2 separate regions of the Homo sapiens genome follow, and region 2 is linked to region 1. Evidence: chromatin contacts called from ENCODE Hi-C or POLR2A ChIA-PET data. All regions are on one chromosome and are shown on one strand. The core of a region is the stretch at or near the end of the contact, and the rest is flanking DNA. Distances in the headings are between cores, read along the strand shown. Region 1 overlaps RSPH1 (radial spoke head component 1). Region 2 overlaps PDE9A (phosphodiesterase 9A).

What was found. A loop is a pair of places that touch in the nucleus more often than their neighbours do. ChIA-PET counts read pairs that join two places held with the same protein, here RNA polymerase II (POLR2A).
Region 2: a map of heart left ventricle shows a loop between it and region 1 (5-fold over the local background). The contact joins two enhancer-like sites. A Hi-C loop is called at or near these places in 1 of 168 maps with a recorded cell type or tissue (heart left ventricle). POLR2A ChIA-PET finds 5 or more read pairs at or near these places in 1 of 52 experiments (H1).

What each region holds. Positions count from the first base shown.
Region 1 is chr21:42,480,708-42,484,533 of GRCh38, reverse strand. RSPH1 (radial spoke head component 1) reads left to right here. Exons shown (of 9, transcript NM_080860.4): 6 at 1,826-1,897. Among named protein-coding and RNA genes, the nearest start is that of RSPH1, 14 kb to the left of the region's middle. Within about 2 kb of position 2,058, at least 2 of the 41 ENCODE cell types and tissues checked have a DNase peak (open chromatin) inside an H3K27ac peak, as active enhancers do.
Region 2 is chr21:42,718,123-42,721,948 of GRCh38, reverse strand. The region is part of intron 4 of PDE9A (phosphodiesterase 9A); the gene reads right to left. Among named protein-coding and RNA genes, the nearest start is that of PDE9A-AS1, 22 kb to the left of the region's middle. Within about 2 kb of position 1,933, at least 9 of the 41 ENCODE cell types and tissues checked have a DNase peak (open chromatin) inside an H3K27ac peak, as active enhancers do.

The DNA.
Region 1 (3,826 bases), core at 809-3,308:
TGTGTCATGTAAGCACATTCTAATACAGTCATCTGACACAGAATTATTGTTTGGGGGTTTTAATTACATAATTAGGATCATACTGTGTCAGGATACAAAAATATACATAAAGATACATATTTGTCATTTTGCACATTTGGGACTATTGTGTAGGTTAGATAATGGAATTGTGAAACCTTTGAGGATTGGCATTTAGAATCACAATCGGTAGTGCCCATTTTCCTAAAAAGTGGTGTCAGTTTATACTCTTGCCAATAGAATATGAGTCTGTTTATCATATATTCTCATCGATGTTGGATATTCTCAGTCTTTAATGTTGTTTTTGTTCTTTTCCAATCTTATGGGTAAAAAATGTCATCTCATTGTTTTAATGTGTACTTCCCTGATTACTAGTGAGGTCAAACATCTTGTCACATGTTTATTGCTGGTTTGTGTTTCTTCCTCAGAAAATTCCCTGTACATGTCCTTGTGGACAAGTTATCAATACCACAAAACTTCAATAATTAAAACAGTGTGATACCAGGATACACACACACACACACACCAATGAAGCAAATTAGGAAGTCCAGAGACAGTTCCCAGTATATAAAATAATTTCACACACAATAAGCGTGTCAAATTAACAAAGGGATGATGGGAGGAGTCAAGACATAGTGCTAGGAACACTTGACAATTATTTGGGAGGAAAATAATAGTTTTGCCTTCACACAGATGAAGATACTTTCTAGAAGAAGTAAAGATTTAAATGTACCCTAGGAAATATAGAAAAAAAATGTAGATGAATATTAACCTTGAAATGAGGAAAGAGAACTTTCTAAACAGAAATAGAAAGGAAAAACCAATAGGTTTAGCTTTATAAAAATAACTTCTTATAGATTAGAAAATGCTGTAAAGAAAATCTAAGAGATGACTGTTAAATGGGGAGAGAATATTTGCAACATTTAATATATAAAGTGTTTTATCAATCAATGTGATTTAAATGGCTAAAAATCTTGAAAAAAATGCAGGCTTACTAACAACTGAAATGAAGTGAATTAAAATTGTGAGACCCTGTTGTTTTATATAAAAAAACATGTAAAAATAGACCATTTTTACACTCCTAAAATCAAGAGTTTGAGGATCTGGGACTCTTAAGTGCAGTTATGGGAATGAAACGATTAGAGCCTCATCTAATCAAAGCACATGTATGCTTTTGTCCAGAAATTCTGAGAATTTAAGGATGGTATCAAAAGCGTACATAAAGTTTTAACTCAGAGTACGTTTGCTGGAGCGTTCTTTGTAAAAAAAAAAAAAAAATCAGTATCCCAAATACCAACAATAGTAACTGAGTAAAATAGGTTGCAATCCATAGATGAAATAAAGTACCAGGTGGCAACTGTTATTAGGAAAGAATATTTGTAAATACGGGAAGTAGTTCATGCCATATTTCTCAGTAAAAATAGAGTATGAGTTAGTATGTATAATTATGATCAGATTTTTATTTAACCATGTATACTAGAAGCAAAGTTACAAAGAATGCATCAAAATATTAGTAGTAGTTCCATCGGTAGCTAGTTTGCCTATGGATACTGATTCACTGAGGTTTTCTGAAAATGAATACATCACTTTTATAAAAAAGTAAAATGTGGTTAAAGTTTCCAAAAGTAAACAAAACAGGGCATATAAGTTCCAATCCCATCAGCCACGAGTTCACAAAAGCATTCCTTAATCCATGTTACACTTTACCCAATTTGGTGATTTGAGGTGGGTATTGTGGTGGTGACATTTGTATTTTGTATTTTCTGCTGGGTGTTGACACTTAAGAATGGTTTCTCTTTGCTCGTAGCCTGTTGGCCCTGGAAAGTATGTATTTGATGTTGGGTGTGAACAACATGGTGAATATCGTTTAACAGATATGGTAAGTTGCGGAGCATGTAGGGTTTTGTTACATTAACAGGGAAGTAGCTGCTCAAAAATATTGATCCTGCAAGGTTGGAGGTGATTCGCCTAAAAGTTATGCCAACTCTTAGGCACTTTCACATTTTCATTTTCCTTATCTGCATGTGTTAGTACAGAACTAAATTGCCAGAAGCAAACAATATCATTTCCCATTTATTGCAGAACTCTAGACTTTGTTGATAGATACCGTTTTTGTTGATAGAAACTAATCCTGGCAGGGCACAATGGCTCACGCCTGTAATCCCAGCACTTTGGGAGGCCGAAGCGGTGGATTGCTTTAGGTCAGGAGTTTGAGACCAGACTGGCCAACGTGATGAATCCCTGTCTCCGCTAAAAATACAAAAATTAGCTGGGCATGGTGGCGCATGCCTGTAATCCCAGCTACTCAGGAGGCTGAGGCAGGAGAATCGCTTAAACCTGGGCGGCGGAGTTTGCAGTGAGCCAAGATCACGCCACTGCACTCCAGCCTGGGCGACAGAGTGAGACTCTGTCTCAAAAACAAACAAACAAACAACCAATAAATAAAAAACTAATCCTGAGTGGGAGGGTTCTAGACAGTGTTAGGTCCTGCAAGTGAAAACTGAATCTGTAACTGGTGTTGCCACAGTTTGTCCAGTGACTGTTAGCTTGTCCGTTGTGCAGCATGCTCCTCTGAACGTGCCGTTGGTAAGTCTTTCTCTTGTTTTTTCCTTTCCAATATCTAACATTAATATTAACACTACATTGACATTCCCTGGTTAATAGTAAAGCTAGTCAGCTAATATTGCCGTTATAAGGCATCGAGATGCGTATGTGTGTTGAGGTGGGAATATATGTGTTCCTATTCCTCTCATTATTAATGTCTGATCAATCCCTCTAGATAATTAGCAATTCAGCAACATTTCCTGACCCTGGTACTGGTTTTGATCCTTTTGACTTATTTGTTTAGATGAGGTCATTCTCACTGTAAGAAGTTTTGAGTTTTAAGGAGGAGTGTGGAATCACGCTTTTGTTTGTTTTTTGGTCTCTGAAGTTGTTGAGGTGTCCCCTCCTAGTGAGTTAAGAATATATTATCGTACACAAACTCTCCCATGTCTGCATACTTTCTTTCTGAAGAAAGCCGGGGAACGGCTTGTTTGGGTCTACCATCACATCAATGCCCTTTCAACCTGGGTTAGTCCTTTTTGTGCTGCTATAAAGGAATTCCTGAAGCTGGGTAGATTATAAAGAAGAGAGGTTTATTTGGTTCACAGTTCTGCAGGCTGTACAAGAAGCATGGCACCCGCAACTGCCTGGCCTCTGGTGAGGTCTCAGGAAGCTTCCACTCATGATGGAAGGTGAAGGGGAGCTGGTACCATAGCTCAAAAGAGGAGGAAAAGAGGGGAGGAGGTGCCAGGTATATATATATATATTTTTAACAACCAGTTCTTGTGTGAACTAATAGAGCAAGAACTCACTCATCACCACAGGGAAGGCACCAAACCATTCATGAGGGATCTGCCCCCGTGACCCAAACACCTCCCACCAGGCCCCACCTCCAACCCCGGGGGTCACATTTCAACATGCGATTTGAAGGGGACAAACACCCAAACTATGTCACAACCTGAGCCAAGTCACCTCGTTTTGTTTTTTTGTTGCTGTGTCCCTCGTCAAGCCCTTGGCATCACCCAGAGGCCCTGCTTTAAACCGACTCCTCGTCACCTTGGGCTCAGGTGTGAGGCTGTGGAAAGCTATCCTTGGTCACAGGAGGTAGAAGCCACACTGTGGGGAGCTTGGAAGGCTGCGGGAGATCCTGTGCATGAGGGCCTGTCCCGCACCTGCTCTGTGCCGCCCACTGCTGTCTCTACCTAATGCTCCATCCTTTCACCCCAAGGGCCCTGGCCTTGAATCCTAAGTCTAAACTCATCAC
Region 2 (3,826 bases), core at 684-3,183, 240 kb before region 1:
AGGGTAAAAGGGGTCTCTTATTTTTTATTTTTGCATTAGGGAAAATAATTCACATTACTTGCCCCCAAAGAGATAAGCACTCTAGACGTCCGGAAGATTGTGGGGGGTGGGAGCAGGGTGCCTTTATTTCTGCTCTTGTCCAACCTCCAACCCCTGAGAGCCAAGGCTCTTTGGAGGAAGGGCTGGAAGGCTTCCCTGTCAGCGAGGGGTGGGGTGGCACTGTCTCTCTTCCTGGGAAGCAAACTCATCTTCTGTCCCACTTTTGCTCTCTCCTGACCCCTGCAACTGCCCTTGAACTATTCAACTGGCTGAGGATGTTCTCACTCAGGGTACAGTCACTGGCAATTCACTGTTTATGGACATCATAAAACAGACATTCAGATCAAGGACGACATTTCCTTTATAGCCCAGGAACACAATAAAGTTACATGATTAACAGTGACCTTAAAGGCACAGGAGCCCTTCCTCTGGCCTGTCCTGCCTGCCAAGGGATTGCATAAGTCTATCAGCAGCCAAAGGACTATCCCAGATCACTGGCGTTTCAGCCACTCAGATATGACGAAGAAAGGAAAATCAACCGAAGACCCTGGTGGCCAAACGTGAAGTTCTAGAGAGTGTCTGCCTTGTCATTTCAGGTTCACCTCAGGGGCAGGCATTGAATCGAGTTTTTTCCCTTTCATTTTCAGAGAGGGGAATTTCACATTTTGTATCGTTTACATTTGACTGGGTGCAATTTCTCCCCCTGCCCTCCTCTCTTCCTTAGGATTAGTTTGCAGGCAGAAAAATGCCTGTGAAGCTGGCAGCATCTGGGGCAGCTAGCATGCATTTCCCTTTACTGTTGTATAGATCAAGGTACTGTAACATCTGCAAGGAGCTGTTACTATGCTCTGGGTGCTGTTCTAGGTGGTTCATGCATGTTAGCTCTATCCTTCTTTTTTTTTTTGAGACGGAGTTTCGCTCTTGTTACCCAGGCTGGAATGCAATGGCGAAATCTCAGCTCACTGCAACCTCCGCCTCCCGGGTTCAAGCAATTCTCCTGCCTCAGCCTCCCGAGCAGCTGGGTTAACAGACATGCACCACCACGCCGGGCTAATTTTGTATTTTTAGTAGACATGGGGTTTCTCCACGTTGGCCAGGCTGGTCTCGAACTCCCGACCTCAGGTGATCCGCCCACCTCGGCCTCCCAAAGTGCTGGGATTACAGGTATGAGCCACTGTGCCTGGCCAGCTCAATCCTCCTTATAACCTGCAGGGGCTGCGTGACACTGAGAGAGGCCAAGTCATGACATCGTCAAGCCCGACCTGCCCTACTCCACCATGTTCCTATTTAGAGCTGCAAAGACGGGACAGAGCTGCACTTACTTTCCCTTCAGAAAACCCCAGAGATACCTATTTTATTTTTCTTTCTGTGTGGCTTCTTGCCCGTAGTGGGGTGAACTTATTTATTTATTTATTGAGATGGAGTTTTGCTCTTGTTGCCCAGGCTGGAGTGCAATGGCATGATCTCGGCTCACCGCAACCTCCGCCTCCCAGGTTCAAGCGATTCTCCTGCCTCAGCCTCCCGAGTAGCTGGGATTACAGGCATGCGTGACCATGCCCGGCTAATTTTTGTATTTTTAGTAGAGACGGGGTTTCTCCATGTTGGTCAGGCTGGTCTCGAACTCCCAACCTCAGGTGATCCGCCCGCCTTGGCCTCCCAAAGTGCTGGGATTACAGGCGTGAGTCACTGCGCCTGGCGGAGGGGTAAACTTCTAAGGGAGGGTGTGGGTACGAATAACCGAACGGATGCCGCTGGGGGAATTTGAATTTGGGAGCCACCAGCTGGTTGTACACGCTGCTGGGACTTTGTCCATTATCTGACAGCCTGTGTGTGTGTCACTGTAACCTGATAATCCTCTGGGAAAGTTTAATTATGTGAAGCCAAAGGAAATCAACTCTGGCTCATCGTGTCTGAGGCTTTGACTCTATGCCAAATGACCCCATAGACTAGTTCCAGGAAGGATTCTGTCAGGCAATTCGGTGATCCAATAAACTAATTGATTATGGTACAAATGACAGAATGTTTGTAAAGATTGAGTCATTTTTGCAAACCAAAGCTTTTATTCCATCTGTGGACTTTAACAGGTTGTACACAGCAGCAACATTTGTAGCAAGAGAAATTAAGAAGAACCATCTGATCGCTGTAAAAACAAGACTGGAAGCAACACAAGTATCTATCAGTAGGATACACAATAGTACATCTACAAAATGAAGTACTATGCTCCTATAAAAGAACGAAGGAATATTTCTTTTTTTTTTTTTTTTTTTTTTGAGACAGACTCTCACTCTGTCACCCAGGCTGGAGGGCAGTGGCGCCATCTCGGCTCACTGCAACCTCTGGCTCCCAGGTTCAAGGGATTCTCCTGCCTCAGCTCCTGAGTAGCTGGGATTACAGGTATGCACCACCACACCCGGCTAATTTTTTCAAAATTTTTTTTAGAAGAGACAGGATTTCACCATGTTGGCCAGGCTGGTTTCAAACTCCTGACCTCAGTTGATCCACCCACCTCGGCCTCCCAAAGTGCTGAGATGTCAGGTGTGAGCCACTGTACTTGGCCTAGAATGGAATAATATTCTATTTCTTGCTATAAAGTGCCCTTATAATGTAGATGGCTAAAACTTAAGCAGAAAGTTCCAGGTTGAAGCGTCAGATGACACAGTTTTAGGTTGTCAGAGAGGATGGAAATGGAAAGGAGAGTTCCCAAAGGAGGAAGCCATGGCAGTGGGACCCAAATTCTGTATAAACTACCCTGTTCCTTGGTGGATCCCTGAATGACGCATGTTTGTGGGCCTAGTGTGGCAGAGGTTTCAGCTCCTGCTGTGGAGGAGACAAAGTTTGGAGTTTAAATGTAGTCGAGTTAGAGAGGCTTGATAAATACCTCAGGCTTCCTACTAAAACCACAGAAGGGTCAGTCTAGAGATCTACCCCAACAAAGCATAAAACCAGGCTGCACGAAGTTCAGATGATCAGTGAGTAACGGAACTGACTGCTGGAGCAAAATTAACACTCTTCAGAGGATGATAACAAAATCCAATGTCTCTCCTAGGTGTTATTCATAATCTTAGTCTACAATAAAAAATAGACATGCAAAGAAATAGGAAAATGTGACCCATGGCCAAGAGAAAATCATCCCTCAGACACCCTGGACGCTTGCCGGCTCAGATGCCAAAATGAGCAAACGAGACTTTAATGCAGCAATTGCAGGTACGTGCAAACACCGAAACAAAAGCGGCGTCAGTAAATCGTAAACAGAGGGGAGTCTCGAGAGACAAATCTATGAACAAGAGTCAAGTGCAAATTTTAGAATTTTAAAATATAATATCCTAAACAAAAAAAAACTTCATGGATCAACTTACAGAAGTCTGGAGTCAGTGGAAGAGTCAGGGAAATCAAGGACAGGTCAACAGAAATTACCCAATTTGAAGGGCAAAGAAAAAAAAGATTATAAAAAACCGCAAAGCTGCAGTCACTTGAAAGACAACAGCAAACTTTCTAACATACAGGTCATTAGTGAGAAAGAATGGCACATATAACACGTAATGGCTGACAATTTTGCAAATTTGCTGAAAAGGTAAATTCATAGTCCATGGAAGCTCAATGAACATGAAGAAGGATAAATAAGAAGAAAATGAGACTGAAGCACATCATAGTCCAACTGCTGAAACCTAAAGATAAAGGAAAGAAATCAACAGCTTGAAAACAGCCAGAGGCCTGGGCACAGTGGCTCACGCCTGTAATCCTAGCACTTTGGGAGCCCGAGGTGGGTGGATCACCTGAGGTCAAGAGT